Linked DNA regions of Homo sapiens: region 2 is linked to region 1. Evidence: read pairs that join two places in POLR2A ChIA-PET (ENCODE). Cell type or tissue: K562. All regions are shown on one strand. Links, peaks and the distances in the headings refer to the core of each region. The heading gives the core; the rest is flanking DNA. Region 1 holds the start of LINC00997 (long intergenic non-protein coding RNA 997). Region 2 has its middle 21 kb from the start of FKBP9.

Region 1 (11,394 bases), core at 3,558-8,557:
CCTCCTTAAAGTCTGTCAGATAGTTATGATGATGTTTGAGTTACACTGTTTGCCACAAATAGCTCTTCCAGTTGCCTACCATGGGCCCAAAGTCCCAAGCTTTGGTGATGAGTTCTTTGGGGTTAGAGCAGCAATATCTCCAGTGTTCCCTATATAGAGGATGAATCTTCTCCTGAGGAATGCTGTGTTCAGCTGTGCTCTGGGGCTAACATCACCGCATAGTGGGGTATTATGCACTTGAGATCTCCACCCTGGGGGACAAGGAAGGGCAGAAAGAATGAAAACAAGCAGGAGGAGACTCTTTGGATGAATATTGAAGTGGGAAACCAGGAGCAAAAGCTTAAGGATTCCAGGTCCCCTTGGCAGGCAAGAAGAGAACAGAAGATGGATATTGATTTCTTCTGAACTGACTCACAATGCTCTGTGGAGGAGCCAAGTCGTTTCTGCAAACTTTGAAAAATGTTGGCATCAGTGTTCCTGCTATCACTGGATGCTAGTCATAGATGATGGCTGTGAACACAGAGAAGGATCTTTCAGCTGTCTCTGCTGTTTTCTGTATGTAACCGAGACCCAGTTGATCACCTCCCTGTTTCTAGTCTGGCTCCCTTCTCTGCACTGCTTCCAAAATAACCTGAACACCCTTGAACCTGCCAGCTAGAGCAAAAAAGAGACTCTGCCAGCCCCTCTCTGTACATCTCCTCCCTCTCCCCACAAAGATATTTCAATCTGGACTCTTACAAAAAGTGATTTCCTGCTTTGCTTTAGAGTTTTATCACTGATATGGTTTGGCTCTGTGTCCCCACCCAAATCTCATCTTGTAGCTCCCATAATTCCCACGTGTTGTGGAAGGGACCCAGTGGGAGATGACTGAATCATGGGGATGGGTCTTTCCTGTACTGTTCTTGTGATAGTGAATGGGTCTCACAAGATCTGATGGTTTTAAAAATGGGAGTTTCTCTGCACAAGGTTGCTCTTTGACTGCTGCCATCCATGTAAGATGTGACTTGCTCCTCCTTGCCTTCTGCCATGATTGTGAAGCCTCCCCAGCCATGTGGAACTGTAAGTCCAATAAACCTCTTTCTTTTGTAAATTGCCCAGTCTTGGGTATGTCTTTATCAGCAGTGTGAAAAATGGACTAATACAATTACCTATGTGTGCATTGCCAAATATGATAATTTAATTTTGGCTAGTTTTGAATTTCATATAAATGAGATCATATGATATCTTTAATGTCTCTGTCTTTGACCTTTATATTATGTTTTTAGAAGTTTTTTTATGTTGCTGCAAGCATATGCAGTTTCTTCATTTTTTTTTGTTGCTGTAAAGTATTCCATTGTATGAAATATACCATAGTTTATTTATCTATTCTACTGCTAATGGGCATTTGTTTTGCCTCCAATTTGAGGCTCTTATAATTAGTGCTATTAAGAATATTTTTTCATATCTATTATGGTGTATATCAGTCTGATAGTCTTTGATTATTAACTGGGGCATTTAATCTCTTTGCACTTATAATTACTAATAAGTTTGGATAAAAAAACCACCATCTTCCTATGTGTTTTCTGTTTATCCTAGCTGTTTTATGTCCCTGTTTCTCTCTTTTCTTGCTTTCTTTCAAATTGTTTGAGTGACTTGTCACTCAGCTTTCCTTCTCTTTTAGTCTGAAAGATATGTATTTTTGCATTTCTATTATTTCAGTGATGACTCTGAAATTGTAACATTCATTCTTGGTGTATCAATGACTAATCTTAATCCACATTTTGCATGCAAGATAATTCAAGGAACTTGAAACTATTTAACTACATTTAATCGCCTCTTGATTTCTATGCTATTGTTGTGTGTAAGAATTTTTTTTTTTTTTCAGGCGGAGTTTCCCTCTTGTTGCCCAGGCTGGAGTGCAATGGTGCAATCTTGGCTCACTGCAACCTCCTCCTCCTGGGTTTAAGTGATTCTCCTGCCTCAGCCTCCCAAGTAGCTGAAATTACAGGCGGCCCCCCACCATACCCAGCTAATTTTTGTATTTTTAGGAGAGACGGGGTTTCACCATGTTGGCCAGGCTGGTCTCGAACTCCTGACTTCAGGTGATCCACCCTCCTCGGCCTCCCAAAGTGCTGGGATTACAGGCGTGAGCCACCATGCCCAGCCATGTAAAAATATTAATATTGAGTCACCTCCTTGGAACAGCTTTGGAGTCTCTCAGCAATCTGAAAACCATGAGACCAGAAGATATAAGACTCCATCCACTTTAACATTCTGTAAGCCTGGAATTGCACTTTGAAAATGTTAACTGGACCAGCCCTGTTGCAGATAATGTATTCTTAAAATGCAATTGCAGAGAAATGAGGCATGGGTTTTTCATGTTTCCAAAAACACAGAGATTGGCACCTAAACAGTTATGGCCCTCTCCCTTCAATTGAATGCAATTGGAAAGCTTCAGGGAACACTAGTCAATCTGCATATAAGATGAGGTATATTCAAATGATGTTGAAAAAATTGGAGTTAGCAGCAGGTTTGTAGCTCACCTAAGATAATTCTAGAAGAGCAGAATCACTTTATTTCCTGCTAAAGATATTTTTGTTTTCCTTTTTTCTCTCAGACTCAGGCTTGTGGCCTTTTCTGATTGACATGGCAAGTTGGTGTCTTTCCACTTTCTCCTTGATGAAGCACCTGCATCCAATATGAATTTAAAGAGGCTCTGTAAAGTAATTCAACAGCAGCAAATATGCTATTTAAAAATGAGTCAATCCAAGATATGTAAATCTAAGGAAGGTTTTAGATTGAAGCAGTTGTTTTATAAAATACACATGTCCAAAGACACTTTTTTTAGTGGAGGCAACTTGCTGAAGAAGAATTTGAAAGGATCTTTTAACATTTATAAACAGACCAATTTGAAATTGCCTAGAAAATAAGTAAGCTCCAAGAAGAACATACCTATGGCCATGCTATTTTTTGAAGACAAAAATGGAGCTACAAAATTAAACAAAGGATGTATTTCATGTTGGAATTTGTAGAAGTCTTAGAGCGGGATAATGAAAATAAATAAAATTACTAAATAAAATAACTATGAGATCCCAATAATTTTGCCACCATCTTTGGGAATAACTAAAGCTGATAAACTAGAGACTAATACTTTGGTGCCAATTCCAACTCCTTGCACTGTACAAAGGGGGAAAAGTATCTTAATGCATAAGAAATTATGAGACAGCACAAATAAAGACCAATCTTTTATGCAGAAAGTTTCAATTAAAGTGAAATTCATATTTTAAATTACCAAATTATAAGTGGAAAAGTTTGTAATATTTTCAAAATGGTCTTCACTGAACTACCTCTATCTAGCCTGGAGGCTAGAGATGGAACTTAACTATCCACTTAAATTTATATGTATGTATTTGTGAAAGTTAAAACTTTAAATCTAATAAATTATCTGAATCAGTTAAAACAAAGTCATTATTATTTGGAAAACTAAATCTTGGCCATGATGAATATCTTGATTATTTTGATATATGAAATATGCAATGTAATTTTTATGTGGGGTTACATTTGGAATTTTCCTACATTTCATATTTAGTAAATGGATTTATTATAAGAACAGTGATTTTTTTTAAAGAACGAATTTAATAAGTAACTGCGTTTTGAAATTTTGATTTACAGATCATTATTGCCATCTGCTGGTTAAATAGTTTAATGGCATTTTTTTCCCAGTTGCTTTACTAAAAGACAAAGGAAAAACTGAGGCAAGTTTTAGATATCCATAACCGGATTAGAGATCTCTATGTAAGACAAATAATTTGCAGCCAGGTGCAGTGGCTCATGCCTGTAATCCCAATACCTTGGGAGGCAGAGGCGGCAGGAGTGTTTGAGGCTAGGAGTTTTAGACCAGCCTGGGCAACATAGTGATACCCTGTCTCTACAAAAATAAACAAATTAGCTGTGTGTGGTGGCCTGCACCTGTAGTCCAAGCTACTCAGGAGGCTGAGGCAGGAGGATCGCTTGAGCCCAGGAGTTCAAGGTTGCAGTGAACACCATCACACTTTAGCCTGTGTGACACAGTGAGACCCTATCTTGAGAACAGCAACAAAAAAAGCTAAATCATGAGGCATGTCTGTTTCAAAGATAAGATAATGCAAGAATATATTGCATCATACCTAATTATAATGTGCTATTTTAATTGACAATTCATCATAGATTAAATTATCAGGCTAACTGCTTTAAGTTATTGTCATTAGTTAGTATGCAGCTAAAATGCGACTAAAATAACCATTGAAAATAACGAGGTCAAAATAAGTGACCTCTGTTAGAGAGGCTGTAAAAACATGAAAACATCCATGATTCTATTTAACCGCACATAAAACTAAGTGTCATGATTTCCCTCTTATACACAAATCTACTCCTCTCCTTAGTAGGAGTAGATACATAATGATTTAGGCAACTATCTCTGTTAACTAATGAACCTAAAACATGTACTACTGTTCAATAATTACTAACATATCACTTGATGACAAACAAACCAAGTGAGCAAAATATTAATTGGAAGTGTTGGCAAAAATAGCAATAACTTTTGCACCAACCTAAAAATCCTCACTACTGCACTATAGGATGGCCAGTCTAGAACATAATAAAGGAACATTTGTTTAAGCACGTGCTTTGTTTTTGATGCTTTACAAGCATTAATTCATTCGATCACATCATCAGTAAGACAAATATAACTGTCTTCATTTTTCAGATGAGGAAATTAATCCTAGAGTGGCTAAATTACTAGCTCAAGGTCATACATTGGTAATCTTCCTATATGAGTCCCCTGTGTAAAAGATTTAGAGCAGCACATGGCACACAGTTAATTTTATGTGTTACTAAACATATGAATCATAAAATATATCCTGCTTCATTTTTCCTTTAACACTATATCATGACTATTTTCCCATATTATTAAATATCCATGCAAAATGACTTTAGTGGCTGTAATGCTTCATTATATGAATGTTTCATAACTTAGTGTTTGGCATTGAGGCCATTTCTATTTTTTCAACGATATAAATAATAGCACAATGAACATTCTTATAAAAAGATTAATTTTTTAAATGATAAAATGACCAGATTTGCACTTTCAAGGACTAGATCATGGGTAAGAGCATATTTTATCCCACCAGGACACCAAGTGATGCAAAAGGCAGTTGGAAACTCCAGAAGAAACAAACTGACTAAAAAGAAAAACAATCACTCCACTTCACTTATTGTTGCAAAAAAATTAAAAAGTCATACTTTAAAATAAGGTCCTTTATTTTGAGTTTGCCTAGCCATTCAAGAATATATTCTTAACAACCACCATAAATACTTTGTATTTTAAATGCAGTATTGGACAGATAGAATTTATTAGCTGTTAAAACTTGGGCAAATAACTACATCCTGATGCTTGATTTTAAAATTTGCATATAGTTATTGCATGAATTAAGTAAGAAAACATTTTGAGCACCAAACACAATGCCAGGAATGTAGAAATGCTCCTTAAAAAAAAATCTCCCAAAACAAGAAATGAACAGTAATAGCACTTACTGAATTTAAATGAATGACAAGATAAATAGTACTGTCAGTTAAGTGCTCTAGACCTTCAGAAAAAGCATAATTAATATGGACTGGAGAAATGGGCTGGGGCTTGGAAGGTGATAGCATTCAGATGGGCAGGGAGAAAAGGATGTAAAAGCCAAGGGGTGGCTTTTCCATATGAGTAAAGGAATTCAGCAGTTATGGTGTCTCAGGCTGTGGACCTCACCTGAAATGACTGGGATGGAAGATTTGTGCCTGAGGAAGTGGGAAATTAAAGTTGAAAAGGTATATTGGGCAATTATTGAAGGCATTGGTGAGCAAGCCTAGGACTTGATTTGTGGGCTATGGGGAGCCATGAACATTTTTGTGCTGTGTTGCATCAGGAAAAATTAACCTGGCCACAATGAGCCATGATTTAGACTGGTCAGTTAGGATATGGGAGTTCAATTTGATCCATCATCAGACAGATGGGAAGTGAAGCGGTGTGGGCTCCATCCAGCATATGGCCCGTGACAAGAGGACATGGAAAATGTCAGTGGCCCCAGTGCATCTGTGCCAGCCGCTTTGGCCTCCTGTAGGGCTGCGCGGTGACTGGGAGCTAAGGGCTCCCCTCTTAGTTGGTCCTGGCTGGTGCTGAAAGCGCTTGAGCACACCGCTCCTAGGGCTGACGACTTCTGAGGAACCTTATTTTAAAAGCATTTTGCTTTAAGATTCAGTAAACGCTGTCCCATGCCAAGGAATTGGCGTCAACCTGAGGCTCTGGGATCAGACCCACCGGACTCAGGCCGGCTCTGCCACGTGTTGCCCGCAGTCTCGGCCCGTTCCCTCCGCATTGACAGCGGGCACTGACTGTCCGATACCCCAGCGATCGTAGGAGAGCAGAGACGTTCCTAATGCCGCGGGCACCACGGGCGGGCCTGCGGGTCCGTTGGCTTTCCTGACACACTTCCTACAGTCATTTCTTTCAGCTGAGATCTTCCCCTTTAATACTTCGTTAATTTGTGGCAGGACGAGTCGCAGACAAAACTCCTCAGACACCAGATTAAAGAAGGAAGAGGTTTTTTATTCGGCCGGGAGCGTCGGCAGACTCGTGTCTTAAGAGCGGAGCTCCCCGAAAAAGAAATTCCTAGGCCTTTTAAGGGCTTACAACTCTAAGGGGTCTACGTGAAAAAGTCATAATAGATCAAGTAAGCGTGAAAAACGTGACTGGGGGCTACATACATCAGCTAACAGAACAAAAAGTTTTACAGTACTTTCTCATACAGTGTCTGGAATTTACACATAACACCAATAGTTTTGGTCAGGGGTTAATAATATTATTATTATTTTAGCCACCAGGGCCAGGTGGTGGTGCCAAGGTCCTCCAGCTATTTATCTTACTTCTGTTTCTTTCTAACTTTTTGCTTTCTCCCTTTTCTCCTGTCTTATAAAATAGGGAATAGGAGAGGTTGGGGAGAAACTGAGAAGGACAATAGGAGAAGTGGTGACCTCATACCATAAATTAACGTGTAACCTTTTGGTTAAAATGTCAAAGCTAAGACTAAACTCGAAGAAAAGAATTAAATCACGGGAAGTTCTTCAGACTTAGTCGCCAGCAAGGTTATGGCCCGAAGTGGTGCAGGGGCGGCACGCGGGGAAGCGACTGGCAGAGCTGTGCGCACTGGGGGTGCTGCAGGCGCTGGGGAGAGTGTGGAGAGGCTGCGTGGAGCTGCGCGCTCGGGGTGGGGGCTGCACTCCCAGTGAAGCGCGTGAAGGGCGAGCGGTGATGGGTTCTGCGCCAGTGGGGCTGGGAGCGTGTGGGGGGCTGTACGTGCAGCTGCCGCAAGGTGGAGAGTGCACGTGTGGGCTTGGGGACTACGCGCACCGGGGGCTGAAGGCGTTGGGGAGGGTGTGGGGGGCTGTGCGTGGGGCTGCCCTCACTGGAAGCTGCACGCTCAGGGAAGCTCGGAGGCGGGGGTCCTGCGAGTGCTGGGGAGCACGTGGGGGGACACGCAGGGACTGCCCGCGCAAATGGCTTCGAACGCATGCTCCCCACCCCACATTTCACAGTCGCCATGACGACCAGGAGGTCCGCAAGGGCTGCGGGGACAAGTCCGTTGAGGCTGCCAGGCAAGTCAGGCCTTTCTGGACCTCGCCTGACTGAGCTGGGCTGTGCCTGAAATTGACCCAGCTCCGCCAGGGATTATAAGAAAACAAGTAGTAAGCTCAAAGCCGCTACAATCTTCCCGCCCTGGAGCCAGAGGTGGAAAAGTCGGCCCTATGCGGCGGGAACCTGCCAAGGGGCGCCCCAAGGTGCTCCACGCGGAGGATCCGAAATCTGAAAGCACAAAAAGGCTTGGAGCTACAGTTGGGGGCCAAGACCCTTCTTCTCGGCCCCTTCCAGTTCGTCCATAATTTCCTGGCGCAGCTTCGGGAAAAGGTGCACGAACTGCAGGCGCGGCAGTTCTCCAGCAGGACCACTCTTGGCATCGGTGAGGAGAGGGCAGGAGAGCCCTGGGAGGGAGCCGCATGGCGCTTTTCTTAAGTCTTGAAGGAGATCAGTTTAACAAGCAACGGTTTGTGGGTGCCTAGTAGCAAATAATAGCAAGGTCCGAGTAGAAAGCAGTTGGCCAAAGATCTTGCCATTGAACCAGGGGAGAGAGATGGGGAGTATATTGGTTTGAAGGGCTGTCAGATCACAGAGAGTGTTTTAAGGTCTAGGAGTTTTAAAGGCTGAGGGGAGGGATCAAGGGAAGAGGATGAGATTAAGATTCCAAGAGAGGAAATAATTAGTGGAGCAAGTCTTGGAATATTTGGGAGGGGTAGAATTAAAGGCACAAATTTGAGAAGCTAACTGTGGAAAAGAGGAGAGAGAATTCCTTTTCTGAGATGACAGGGAGTAGAAAAGTGAGGATTACTATATGGAGAAATGTTAAAGTGGAGATAAAAGAAGTCGGGAGTGCTGGCGTCTAATGGTCTTTGTTTCAGTGAAGTATGAGACTGGGTCACCTTCAGAGGTGAGATTGACAGGATGCCGGGGTCCAAGGGACATGCTTCTGTCACAGCTTGGAAAGGGCATGTGATAAGCCCTTCAAGCATTTAGAATACTGGCATCGTTACACCATATCATTTTTTTTCAGATGTGGTATGTGGGTTAAGGGAGGGAGTGAGAGACACAGAAAGATTTTGAGCATCTTTGGAAAGCTGGATGAATTCGGTAGTATATTTGACCTTTTCCTTATATATCATCTGAAGAGTTTTTGCCAGTGTATATAATTGTTAGGAGAATTAGAAATAGGATACAAATATAGTTGAATAGGATAGTCTCTGTATATTTTAAAATTAATGAAGCCTAATAAACAGTTAATGAGCATATTTACAAAAATTTAAAGTTTTCAGCCTTTTAAAAATTATAGCAACTGTGCTTGCAGACAGTCCAAAAATACACTGTGGGCCATACTTTGCCTATCCTGGTGTAAAACAAGTAAATCTTCTGAGAAGTATTTAAGATAAGCCCAGGGCAGTTAGTAGTATAGGAAAAGGTCTGGATAAGCATGGTTGAGAATTTCAACATTGCAATTTTTTAATTTTAAAAAATTTAATTTCTTCAACAATTATTAAATTAATTTGCATTTATTTTGTTAGCCAAGAGGAGTAATTTTTGAATTTTTAAGAGGCTATTATTGGTGGTTTATAAGACGACTTGCCAAGTATATTTGGGATAACCATAAGAAATACCATTATAAAATCTCAGAAGGGAGGTAGGACTTCTGGAATAGCCAAGGAAATGCACTCCTCCATGATGACAATGAAAATACTTGGAAAATTATCAAAATCATTTTCTTCAAAACTTTGGAAGTTAACCAAAGGTTTACAACAATCTAAAGGGCATTAATTCAAGAAAAGCTGCTGAACCTCTATAAGAACAGCAAAGTCTGTGGTGTTTTAACTTGTTCTATTCCCCACTTTTCTCTCTCCAGCTCCATGGTACCCTTGAAAACAAGCAATTCCCCAACGAAACAGGGGCACAGGCTGCGTTTGCAGCTCTGGTAAAAGCTCCATACCCAGAGCAGTGTCTCCCAGCTCCCTGGTGAAGTCTTACGTATACATGGGGTGCTGGCACAGGTGCCTCCAGATAAGTCTCCTAGGCCATCTAGTAGTTCCTAAGTCTGGGCGCTTGCAAAGAGCTTGCAATTCATCAAGGGTTGAGTTGCACAATGGGGCTTTTAGATGTGCTGCTGAGGAAGTGATTGCCTGCATTTAATCGTCTTCTGATGAATGCTAGAGAAACTGATCTAGAGTGGCACCTCTTGGTTAGAACGAGCTGAAGCATACTGTATATATTTACTTCTTTAAAAAATTTCATATAAAGGAATAGAATACTAAAAAGAAAAAAAAACAAAAAAGGTCACAATATTCCATAATTCCATCACTCCTACCAATTAACTGAAGTAAAAAAACCCTCTCAAGTCTCTCCCTTTGCTTGTCAAGCCCTGCTGCAGAGAGGTAAGCTCTGTTCAGAATTTACTTTGTGTCCTGGATTTTTTCCTATGCTCATAGAGACAGGATTAGCTGGCCATCTTGCTTTCTGTGCTATCTTTTCTAGACATGTAAAATAATACATTTGAAATACTTGTTTTAATGGTATTTTATAATAAAGCAGCTTTTAATAACTTTTCTCTTTTCCAGCCGTCTTTGTGGCAATTTTACATTGGTAAGATTTAGTTTCAGTTCGAAATATTTAAAAACATTTGAATTAAAAATTGCCATCACTCTTTGCATACAGTAAAACAATAACTTCTGGCTATATTTGTAGAACATCTTTATGTACGCCATTTTATACATATATTTTGCTTTTTTACAAACCTCATATGTGAAACAGCATTTACAAAATAGATGCATTGGGGGAATAGTAACTTATGAATTAAAATATTTTGGCTTTACCAAATAATTCACCACGTTTTTAAAAATATCTAGCTTTTCTAGTGTATTTTGCATGTGTAGTTCATTTAAAACCCTCCTTTGTTTTATGGTAATTATATGTTGCTAGTGAAATAACTTTTTTTTTTTTTTTTGAGACAGTCTTGCTCTGTCTCCCAGGCTGGAGTGCAGTGGCGCGATCTTGACTCATTGCAACCTATGCCTCCCAGGCTCAAGTGATTCTCGTGCCTCAGCCTTCTGAGTAGCTGGGATTACAGGTATGCGCCACCACACCCAGCCAATTTGTTGTATTTTTAGTGGAGATGAGGTTTCACCGTGTTGGCCAGGTTGGTGTCAAACTCCTGGCCTCAAATGATCCACCTGCCTTGGCCTCCCAAAGTGTTGGGATTACAGGCATGAGCCACCACGCTCAGCTAGTGAAATAACTTTGGTGATAAAGTTTTAGTAACACCCGCCAATTGGAAGTCAGGTAAAAAAGAAGATAAAGATTCTGCAGTGGTTATACAGAGTTAAATGGCTTTGACTCTTTCAGTGTGCAAGGCTGTGTACATTATTTTACAAAAGTGTTTATAAAAATTTGTAAAATAATATTTCCCTCTGGAATATTTTATTTTTACCTGTGCTCAGCGATTTCTACCCTTGGAAGGTATGAGATCTGCCCCTATGTTCTATTGATACAGTGCTGCTCTAGACATTTAGTCTGCAGGGAGATTTTGGTATTAGAACTGAGGCTGCAATGCTAGGGAATATTCCTGCAGTTTTTGGTACCCTGGCATATGTCCTACATGTAAAGAAGGGTTAGTGGAAAACAGGGTTAATACATGGAACTTTGCTTTATTTTCAACTTCACTGGAAAGTACTGACTACATAAGTTAGCTATAGCATAATTGTTGACCACAGCTAATTTTGTTTATCACATATGCTCCTTTCTTC
Region 2 (11,394 bases), core at 2,656-7,655, 170 kb before region 1:
TTTTGGGGAAGCCAAGAGTTATTGGCGCTTGCTCGGCATTTGTGGACCGAACAGGCAAGTTCAACCGAGCACGCTGCCCCCGCGCTCCACCTCTGAGTTCCCTGGGCCACTGCGACATGGAGAAACCCCGTTCTTTTCATCCTCTGCTACGGAGAAGGGACGAGGACACGGGTCCTGCAGTGTTGGTGTGGCGAGGCCCGGAAGAAGAGAGAATGGGCGGCGGGGACTGGCCACGGCGCTGCTAGGTAGAACAGAGGCGGACTTGTTTTCTCCGGGTTGGAGGGAATTTTGTTGTTGTTTTTTTTATTTTTTACCAGGGTTCAGGGTGGGCATTCAGGGAGCCAGCTGCCGTTTGGCACCACGCGGAATTCGGGCCCTGACTTGGGAGGCCTTGCGCTCCCGTGGCTCCAGTTCAAGGAGGGTCCAGATGACCCGGGAGAGTGTGGTGTAAAGAAGATTCAAAGGTGGGGGAGGGAGATATGGCTTCCCCCTACGCTTCTAGGTTCTTTAGCTGGGCCACAGATTAAATTGTCATAAGACAGATTAACAAGAGAAAAACTATTTTTACATACCCATGCACTGGAGGGCCACAAAAGTGGGAGACTGAAAGAAGGGCCAGGGAATAGGAGCATGGGCCTTTTGGGGCGTGGTGGAGACAAATTATGGAAGGGTCAAAATGTATGATGAATAAAGGTTGCTTTGTTAGGCTCCCAGGTGATAAAAGCTGTCTCCAGGCAGCTCTCTTTCTGATACAGATACGTTTACTCATGGAAATTTCCTTTAAAGATGTAAATTTCTCTTTACAAAAGGGGAGCAGTTGCCGGCGAGGTGAAGTTTTCCTGTGTTGGCTGGTTCTGTTTCTTTTAGCTCAGAGTCATCAGTATGTCAGGGTGGCATATTTTGATGCCAATTAATTTGAGCTTTTTCATGTATTTTGGTAATGAAATGTCACATGCCTGTAACACATATAAACATAGGCATACAGACAAACAGAAGCAGATCTTTTATAAGATTCTTCATTAGCCAGTTTTCTAATAGTCTATGCCCACTTCAGATGATCGTCTGAAGTGATCATCCAGTTAGATCGTCTACTTAGTGATCCTCCACTTAGTGATCGTCCACTTTAGAGGATCAGTCTCTTGATTATCTTTTCCACTACCCTAAGTAATTAGTAGCTAGGCAACCCTAAGCTTGCACTTTCAAAAGACTATTAGATGAAACAAAGTAAAAAATTTACATCTAAAAGACACAGAACTTGTACCTAAACAGAATTATTTGCTGAGACAAAGAAAGGCATAGGTTACAAACTGGTTAAAATTACCAGGAAAAGTATTTTAAACAGAGGTACCGTACCGTTTGTTATGTAAACTTTAAACCAATGTCTTCCCCATCCTGAAATTTTCTAGTGGTTTAGGTCCACCGAGGGAGATGCCCTTACAAAAGGAGGTTTTTTTTCTTTTTTTTTTTTTCTTTCTTTCTTTTTTTTATTTTTTTCTTTTCTGAGACGGAGTTTCCCTCGGTCACCCAGGCTGGAGTGTATTGACACGATCTCGACTCACTGCAACCTCCACCTCCCAGGTGCAAATGATTCTCCTGCCTCAGCCTCCCAAGTAGCTGGGGTTACAGGTGTGTGCCACCACACCCAGCTAATTTTTTTTTTTTTTGTATTTTTAGTAGAGATGGGGTTTCACCGTGTTGGCCAGGCTGACCTCGAACTCGTGACCTCAGGTGATCCACCCGCCTTGGCCTCCCAAAGTGCTGGGATTACAGGCTTGAGCCACAGTGCCCGGCGGTAGATTTCTTTTATAAAGAGTTTCAGGCTGGGCGCCTTTGGCTCACGCCCTTAATCCCAGCACTTTGGGAGGCTGAGGTGGGCAGATCACTTGAGATCGGGAGCTGGAGACCAGCCTGGCCAACATGACAAAACCCTGTCTCTACTAAAAATATAAAAATTAGACAGGCTTGGTGGCGCACGCCTGTAATCCCAGCTACTGAATAGGCTGAGGCACGAGAATCGCTTGAACCTGGAGGCGGAGGTTGTGTTGAGTCGAGATCCTGCCACTGCACTCCAGCCTGGGCGACAGAGCAAGACTATTTTTTTTTTTTTTAAACAGAGTTTCAAAGTAGCCAGCTAAATGTCAGGAAGTTGCATTTTGTCAACTGATTTAGTTTGATAGATTGTTTCTTCTTCTTCTTCTTGTTCTTCTTTTTTTTTGAGGCAGAGTCTCCCTCTTTTGCCCAGGCTGGAGTGCAGTGGCGCTATCTCAGCTCACTGCAACTTCTGCTTCCCGGGTTCAAGAGGTTCTCTGCCGGGCGCGGTGGCTCACGCCTGTAAACCCAGCACTTTGGGAGGCCGAGGCCGGCGGATCACGAGGTCAGGAGATTGAGACCATCCTGGCTAACGTGGTGAAATCTCGTCTCTACTAAAAATACAAAAAATTAGCCGGGCGTGGTGGCGGACACCTGTAGTCCCAGCTGCTCGGGAGGCTGAGGCAGGAGAATGGCATGAACCCGGGAGGCGGAGCTTGCAGTGAGCCGAGATGGTGCCACTGCACTCCAGCCTGGGTGACAAAGCGAGACTCCGTCTCAAAAAAAAAAAAAAAAAAAAAAAAAAAAAAAAAAAAGAGATTCTCGTGCCTCAGCCTCTTGAGTAGCTGGAGTAGCTGAGATTACAGGCACCTGCTACCACACCCAGCTAATTTTTGTATTTTTAGTAGAGAGAGGGTTTCGCCATGTTGTTCAGGCTGGTCTCGAACTCCCATACTCAAGTGATCTGCCTGTCTCGGCCTTCCAAAGTGCTGGGATTACAGGCGTGAGCCAGATCGATTGTTTCTTAATGAGATTTCTGACTTCAGGATGGAGCCTCTTAATGAATAGGACAGTGAAAGAAGTTGCAGTTTTCAGGGCCTAATATTTAAATATGTGAAAAGCAGGCACAGCTGAAAGGCAGAACATTCAGATCTTTAAAATTTAAGGATTCTACTTTTACATTGAATCCCAGGTCCCCAAGAAGAGGGAAATACGACTGAACCAGTGTGAATTCTTTCCACAGTTTTCCTCAATACAAGGACATTTCACAGAGGCTGGTGGGCGACCTGACTCCATCAGTCCACTCTGCAGTCAGCCTCTCTCCCACAGGAGTCTTCAAGTGTTCAAAGCACACCTTTTAAATCTAAACAGGCAAAGAAACAAGTTGCCTCCTTCAGTAGTGACCATTCACTGCAACAGCTGTCAGCCACTTCCAAAACTGCAGCTTTTGCCAGTGACTTGCCAGCCATCACACATGAAAATGTCAAGTTCTCCACCACAATACAAAGTAATACCTCATACTCCAAAAGCCAGAGATCCAGAAACTCCGTGCAAAATAGAGCAGAGCCACAGACCTGAGAGAAGCCTACTCATGACTCTTAGATTCCATGAGAAAGACTGAAGACCCCAAAAAAGGGTGGGCATGGCCCCTTTTTCCGTGTACTCAAGGGGTCTCAGGAGTGCCAGAAGTCTCCTATGTGTTCAAGATGGCAAAAGGGAGAAGGAGCAGAAGTGGAAGGAAATGGAAGAGTTAAGTATTAGAGGGGCCAGTTTGGGAGATTTTAAGCTTTCTAAAAGGCCAATGAAGTTTTACATTTTTCTCAACCAAAATAATGCCAACAAGGTAGGAAGCAAACAGTGGCCTCCAACATTTTTTTAAAAGGGGTTTCAGTCGACTGAAAAATATTATCAGGAATAAGATCGAAAAGAGAAAAAGCAGAAGGGCCTTTTTTAGTTCTCAAAAAAAAAAAAAAAAAAAATTATAGCCTGAATGTCAGCCTTTAATTAAGCAGCTGACTCTGACCACAGAGCTTTTTTTTTTTTTTTTTTTTTTTTTTTGAGATGGAGTCTCACTCTGTCACCCAGGCTGGAGTGCAGTGGCATGATTTTGGCTCACTGCAACCTCCACCTCCCAGGTTCAAGTGATTCTCCTGCCTCAGCCTCCAGAGTAGCTGGGATTACAGGCGTGCGCCACCACAGCTGACTAATTTTTGTATCTTTGGTAGAGATGGGGTTTCACCATGTTGGTCAGGCTAGTCTCGAACTTCTGACCTCATGATCCACCCAACTCAGCCTCCGAAAGTGCTGGGATTACAGGCGTGAGCCACTGCGCCCGGCCGACCACACAGCTCTTTAAAAAAATTTTTTTATATCTCTCATGAGCAGATTTCAGCCAGGGCAAACAGAAAGGAGATTTCCCATTTAATTTGTCTGGTTCTAAACCCAGCTTTTCCCAATTGTGCAGAAAATTGAATTACTTTAGGCCTTTCAAAGGACCCCTATATTGGCCATCATAATTTGGGGTCCTCTCGAGTCATGTGGGCCAATGTGTGCAAATACTTATAAGATGAAACTCAGCAGGTATTGCACATAAAACCAGCTGGTGTCTCCGAGGGAGGGTGCCTCCTTGGGGAGTCCTCAGACCCGGATGATTTGTTACCCATAATTTAGAGACCTGAATCATTCATGACTCTGAGCAGTGTTTTGGGCCTAAATGTGCCGCTTGTGAGTGTATCACTTCGGTGTGTCACCAGTAAGTCAGGTCTCCTCTCTTATGTGTCTCAGAAACGCTGAATCCCCTGAAGGTCACAGAGGACTCACAAATGCAAGATGACCAGCCTTTATGCACACTCACTGGCAGGGTGAGAGGGTACAGATGTTCTCACAGAGGAAACCCTGTAAGGCCACTGAATGTTATGGACAAAGTCCTGGCACCTCGCCAAGTCTCTGATTATTTAGAGTTCCCTAATGGGCCAGAGGGAGTGAGTGCCTTTAATCTTCGGAGGGAAGTATTCATTCTCATAAATTAGGAAAAGGGACTCCAAGAGAGGTTGGTCCAGGGTGAAACAAGCACAGTTTCCATAATGAAAGGTCACAATGCAACAAGACCTTGGCCCCAAACCAAAGTAAATTGGCGACTTAAGACCCATGTGTTGGCAGATAAAAATCCTGATCCCCTGACCTTAGGAAAGTCAGAGATAGGAGTTCATGTTGGTACCAAGTGCCGCTTTCAGAGAGAAACACTGGGCAGTGGTGGAGGGAGGGACCTATTCTGCCAACTATGCCAGATATGTTGACCCAAAGGAAAAAACTGAAGCTAAATTAATATAAGTATAGAGTTTATTTTGGGCCAAGTTTGAGGACTGCAACCCAGGAGTGTATATTCCGGGCAACTTAAATAGATACTCCCAGCTTGCAGTCCTCAAATTTGGCTCAAATGAACTCTACTGACATTAATTTTGCCTTCGTTTTTCTTTTTGGGGGGTTGACATAGTGTGATGTTCACTCAGTCAACAGTTTGTTTCTGTCACAGGCACTTTTTGTTACCTATGCTATGTGGGTCATGTAAGGAAAGGTCCTCAAGGAGTTAAAATCCTTCATAATCAGACTTCTGGGAGATTGCATACAAAATGCAGTTTTTTGGTGGAGTCTGGCCTACTTTTTGGTGGCCCAAGAGCTGAATGACTTTTCACCTTAACAGGGCAGTGGTTGCAGGTTGGAGACCCTGCATTGTGGGCATCCACATTACTGGGCATTTCGGCCTTTTCAAGTAACCGGGTGGTGCTCTTGTTCTCCCATGGAAGACAGATGTTTAAAGATCTTTCTCTAGCATAACTGCAGGCAGGGCCTGGCCCTGCCCAACACTCAGTATATTTAGCTGTAGGATGCCACACAGTGGTTAATACCATGTGTTTATTTTGTAGCTCCTAGACAGCAGAGAGATTATAACCTGCTTTTGCAAATGATAAAATGGAACCTCACCAGCTAAGTAATATAGACCTATAAACTAGCAAAACCAGATGTTTACTTCTGCCATGGTTTGAATGTGTCCTCGAAGTTGATGTATTGGAGAGCTGGGCATAGTGGCTCATGCCTGTAATCCCAGCACTTTGAGAGGACTGGGTGGGTGGATTGCTTGAGCCCAGGAGTTTGAGACCAGCCAGCCTGGCCAACATATTGAGAACCCATCTCTACAATAAAAATAAAGATTAGCTGGGTATGGTAATGTGCACCTGTAGTCCCAGCTACTCTGTAGGCTGAGGTAGAAGGATCACTTAAGCCTGAGAGGTTGAGGCTGCAATGAACTGTGATCAGGCCTGCACTTCAGAGTGGGCAACACAGTGAAACTCTTGTCTCAAAAAGTTCATTTATTGAAACTTAATACCCAATGTAACAGTGTTGAGAGAGAGGACTTTTAAGATGTGATTATGTCAGGAGGGCTCTGCCCTTTTTGTTTGTTTTTTGAGACGGAGTCTCACTCTGTCGCCAGACTGGAGTGCAGTGGTGTGACCTCGGCTCACTGCAACTTCCGCCTCCCAGGTTCAAGCAATTCTCCTGCCTCAGCCTCCCAAGTGGCTGGGACTACAGGCGCACACCACCACGCCCAGCTAATTTTTGTATTTTTAGTAGAGACAGGGTTTCACCATGTTGGCCAGGATGGTCTCCATCTCTTGACCTCATGAGCCACCCGCCTCGGCCTCCCAAAGTCGTGGGATTACAGGTGTGAGCCCCCGCACCCAGCCGGCTCTGCCCTTATAAGTGGATAGGCGCTGTTAGGAGTGGATTAGTTATTGCTGGAGTGGGTTTCTGATAAAAACATGAATTTGCTGTCCATCACCACCCATGCTCTCTCTTGCTCTTCTGCCTTCTGCTATGGGATGATGAAGCAAAGAAATCCCCTGCCAGATGCTAGCCCCTTGACCTTGGACTTTCTAGCCTCCAGAACTATAAGAAATACATCTCCATTCCTTGTAAATTGCCCAGTCTCAGGTATTCCGTTATATCAGCATAATATGGGCTAAGATTCTCAGAGCACTGGGGTTTTCTAGTTTCAGAGATTTGCAACTGACTGGACTGTCAATATGTTTCCTTTGGCTAGTTCAGAGACTTGTTTGCTTTTAAATCAAATGTTATTCATTCCAGAGTAATACTTCATGTAATTTAAACTGTTTAATCAAATAGTACCAAAGGCTTTTTTTTTCTTGACTCAAGTGAACTCATAAGAAAAGGCTAATTTAAAAAAATAGTGGTTTGAGACTCCAGTTACCCTATATATTCTCTGCACCCCTCTCCCCTATCAAGACTTCTGTGAGGAAACTTAGTTTTTTCATCTGGGACATAACTGCTTATTTTATTTTATTATTATTACTATTTTTTTTTTTTTTGAGACGGAGTCTAGCTCTGTCGCCCAGGCTGCAGTGCAGTGGCGCCATTTCGGCTCACTGCAATCTCCGCCTCCCAGGTTCATGCCATTCTCCTGCCTCAGCCTCCCGAGCAGCTGGGACTACAGGCACCCATCACCATGCCCAGCTAATTTTTTGTATTTTTAGTAGAGATGGGGTTTCACCGTGTTAGCCAGGATGGTCTTGATCTCCTGACCTTGTGATCCACCCGCCTTGGCCTCCCAAAGTGCTGGGATTACAGGTGTGAGCCACTGCGCAAGGCTGTAACTGTTTATTTTAAAATCATGTTTCTTGCCTTTCTTTCCCTCACTGTCTCCCTCCCTCCCTCCCTTCCTCCCTCCCTTCCTCCCTTCCTTCCTCGTTTTTTAGAAAGAGGGTCTAGCTGTGTTGCCCAGGCTGGTTTTGGACTTAAGGATTCCTCCCACCCTGGCCTCCCAAGTGCTAGGATTATAGGCATGAGCCCCCATGCCCAGCCTTATATTGCCTTTTTTGATTCCGTAATGGACATTATCTATTTAAGGGGAAAGTTTTTTTCCTTCCACTCTTCTAAGGTCCAGGGCCCCTGTAACAGAAGATTAATAATAAAAAAAAAACAAGCATTGCCAGGCACAGTGGCTCACGCCTGTACTCCCAGCACTTTGGGAGGCTGAGGCGGGCGGATCACCTGAGGTCAGAAGTTTGAGACCAGCCTGACCAACATGGAGAAACCCTGTCTCTACTAAAAATACAAAATTAGCCGGGCCTGGTGGCACATGCCTATAATCCCAGCTACTCAGGAGGCTGAGGCAGGAGAATCGCTTGAACTCGGGAGGCGGAGGTTGCGTTGAGCTAAGATTGTGCCGTTGTACCCTAGCCTGGACAACAAGAGTGAAACTCTATCTTAAAAAAAAAAAAAAAGGCTGAGCGCAGTGGCTCACGCCTGTAATCCCAGCAGTTTGGGAGGCCGAGGTGGGCAGATCACTAGGTCAAGAGATCGAGACCATCCTGGCCAACATGGTGAAACCGCGTCTCTACCAAAAATACAAAAATTAACCAGGCGTGGTGGCGTGCGCCTGTAGTTCCAGCTACTCGGGAGGCTGTGGCAGGAGAATCGCTTGAACCCGGGAGGTGGAGGTTGCGGTGAATTGCACTCCAGCCTGGAAATGAGGGCGAAACTCTCTCTCCAACAAACAAACAGAAAAAAACAAGCAGAAGTTTATTACCATGTATATGTTCTATATACATGGGAGATACCCAGTGGAATGAAAAATCTTGAAGAAGTGGTTTTGGATTCAGGCTTAAATACCATGTTCAGCTAAATCAAAGAAAGAAAGATATGGGGGAACTGAGCTATGGGATAGTGACCAAGAAAAGTATGATAAATAAAGGTAAGGTTTGTTATGCAGGTTTGTGTCTGTGCTTTCCCCGTTGTTAGCATTCTCTTGTGATTGAGAGACATTTTTCTCTTTCTTATATAGAAAGGGTCTCACCTGTGGCCAGGAGCGGTGGCTCACGCCTGTAATCCCAGCACTTTGAGAGGCCGCGGTGGACAGATCACGAGGTCAGTAGTTCGAGACCAGCCTGAGCAACATGTTGAAACCCCGTCTCTACTAAAAACAAAAAAAATTATCCGGGCGTGATAGTGCGCACCTGTAATCCCAGCTACTCAAGAGGCTGAGGCAGGAGAATCGCTTGAACCGGGAGGCAGAGGTTGCAGTGAGCAGAGATCAAGCCACTGCACTCCAGCCTGGGTGACAGAGAAAGACCGCATCTCAAAAAAAAAAAAAAAAGGGTCTCACCTGAAATGGAGATTCCCTTTATAGATGAACATTTGTCTTACAAAAGGGTGACTTCGGCTCTCTTTTCAGAGCTTCCCCTGTGTCTGCTGTTTCTCAAAATGATCCTTAGCCAAAAAGGTGTGCTTTGAGGTAGCATATTCTGGTCTCCTACAGCTATTCAACTGAGGACAGAGTAGGTAAGATTTTAGTTGTTTTACTACCCTTGTCTCCTTCCTTCCTATGTAGTCATATTATAATAATTTTTGCTAAATTAGTAGTTAATATTAACATAAGTATTACTTTGCAATATCATTCACTTTTGCATCAAATAGTGACCTATGATTTATTTTGTATTTTTAAAGTAGTTAATAAGAGCCTGAGTTTTATTCATTTGCTTTTTTTTTTTTTTTTTTTTTTTTTTTTTTGAGATGGTCTCGCTCTGTCGCCCAGGCTGGAATGCAGTGGTGTGACCTCAGCTCACTGCAACCTCCATCTCCTGGCTTCAAGCGATTCTCCTGCCTCAGCCTCCCGAGTAGCTGGGACTACAGGTGTGCACCACCATACCCAGCTAATTTTTGTATTTTTAGTAGAGATGGGGTTTCCCCATGTTGGCCAGGCTGATCTTGAACTCCTGACCTCAAGTCATCCACCCACCTCAGCCTCCCAAAGTGCTGGGATTACAGGTGTGAGCCACCATGCCTGGCTGAATATTATTTTAAACTTTGGAAATATCTTAACATGCTACATAAACTAATGAATTGTTTAGCCCCAGGGAAAAAAGCATCAGCGCCCCCCCCCCCTTAAACTGGTGGGAACTCTTGTAAAATGGACTATTTAGGAAATGCCATTGCAAATAATAATAGAATTCAGAATGTGCAGTTCTATCACATTCCTTTTCCATCTAGGCAATATAGTTACATATTTTTCAGGAATTTGGAACTTAGTTTGGCCATATGTTGTTTGTTCAGCTCCTGTGGCAAAAATAATTATTTGTTGGATTATTGGATATTTTCATAGACTTTACCACCTCCCTTCCAAACTCTCTTAGGCCTCTGTGCATAAGGCATAATATTTTTTAATTTTTATTTAATTGTTTATTTGTTATTTTTTGAGACAGAGTCTCGCTCTGTTGCCCAGGCTGGAGTGCAGTGGTGCAATCTTGGCTCACTGCAAGCTCTGCCTCCCGGGTTCACACCATTCTCCTGCTTCAGCCTCCTGAGTAGCTGGAACTACAGGCGTCTGCCACTGTGTCCGGCTAATTTTTTTGGATTTTTAGTAGAGACGTGTTTTCACCGTGTTAGCCAGGATGGTCTCGATCTCCTGACCTCGTGATCCGCCCGTCTCGGCCTCCCAAAGTGCTGGGATTACAGACATAAACCACCGCACCCAGCCTTTTTTAATTTTTTATTTTGTAGAGATGAGGTCTTGCTATGTTGCCGAGGCTGATGGCAAACTCCTAGCCTCAAGTGATCCTCTTGCCTCAGCTTCTCAAAGTGTTGGGATGACAGGCGTGAGCGGCCAAGGCATAGTATTAACACCTCTAAAGGATGGCTGCAGGAGGTCTGTATCATCTTACCATTATTCTTGCTTATGACACACCACAGCTTTCCATTAGAAGATATTTTAAGTATTTACTTTGGAAAAGCACTGTATCATACCTAAAAAGCTAACTCCGCTACTACCCAGTTGTTTACTATGTAATCTTTGTGGAGTAGGTTCTCCTATTCCATGGATCAGTGATAGTGAGGGTGAGAGGAGTCCTTTGACAGTGTCCACAGATGAAGCCAAAGGGAAATCTTTCTTGCTGTAGCGACCTGTGCCATTTCTCATCTGTACTCTGGCAAAGTCCTTTTCTCTGACACCTTGGAGGCGAATGGAAGGGAAAGCATTTCACTTTCTCCTTAGTCTGTTCCCCTTAATCCCTCCCTCCTCCAGTATTTACTGTGTTCCAAAAGGGTCTCTAAAATCAGTTCATAAGGAATGGTTCAGGATGAAGAGAACATTAAATCATTAAGCATTCCTATACTTTGCAGCCATTCTGAAGTATTAAAATGAGTACTTCCTTGTAGGTTTAGAGGGTTAAGGCACAGATCTGAGCTACAAATATTTGTCTTACTTTTTTGGGGGAGGTGTGAATCCCTCTAAGAGCCCGAGTTGCTCTTTGAGTGCACGAACACCTCACCTGCAGAATTTCCTTCGCATCTCGCCGCCTGTCCCAGATACAGACTTTGCGTGCTCAGCATTCTGGGTCTCCCTCGGGTTCAGTCCCTGGATGGAAATAAGGAAGTCCTGGCCCATCTTTGGTGGCAGGTGCCACCTAGCACAGGGAGGAGAAGCGTTCTGCTCTTCCCAGGTAATACCTGTCTGTGCGGGGGAAGGAAAAATGGCTTCCCTACACCCTTCTAAATTCTTTGGGTAGGCTATGA

Evidence for each region. Peaks named below come from ENCODE experiments on the same cell type or tissue, not always from the same donor. Only the 100,000 strongest peaks of a DNase experiment are listed, where the experiment ranks them.
Region 2: POLR2A ChIA-PET joins it to region 1 with 5 read pairs; 2 of 35 experiments call an interaction of 5 or more read pairs at or near these places.

The regions. Positions count from the first base shown.
Region 1 is chr7:32,758,116-32,769,509 of GRCh38, reverse strand. It overlaps LINC00997 (long intergenic non-protein coding RNA 997), which reads right to left and starts at 11,224. Exons shown (of 1, transcript NR_036501.1): 1 at 6,586-11,224. In K562, for the core only: a CTCF peak has its summit at 3,668 (motif pointing left); no DNase peak of the experiment used is centred there.
Region 2 is chr7:32,931,171-32,942,564 of GRCh38, reverse strand. It overlaps the pseudogene RP9P. Among named protein-coding and RNA genes, the nearest start is that of FKBP9, 21 kb to the left of the region's middle. RefSeq lists a silencer at 1-3 and an enhancer at 653-1,541. In K562, for the core only: no CTCF peak of the experiment used is centred there; a DNase peak (open chromatin) is centred at 4,714.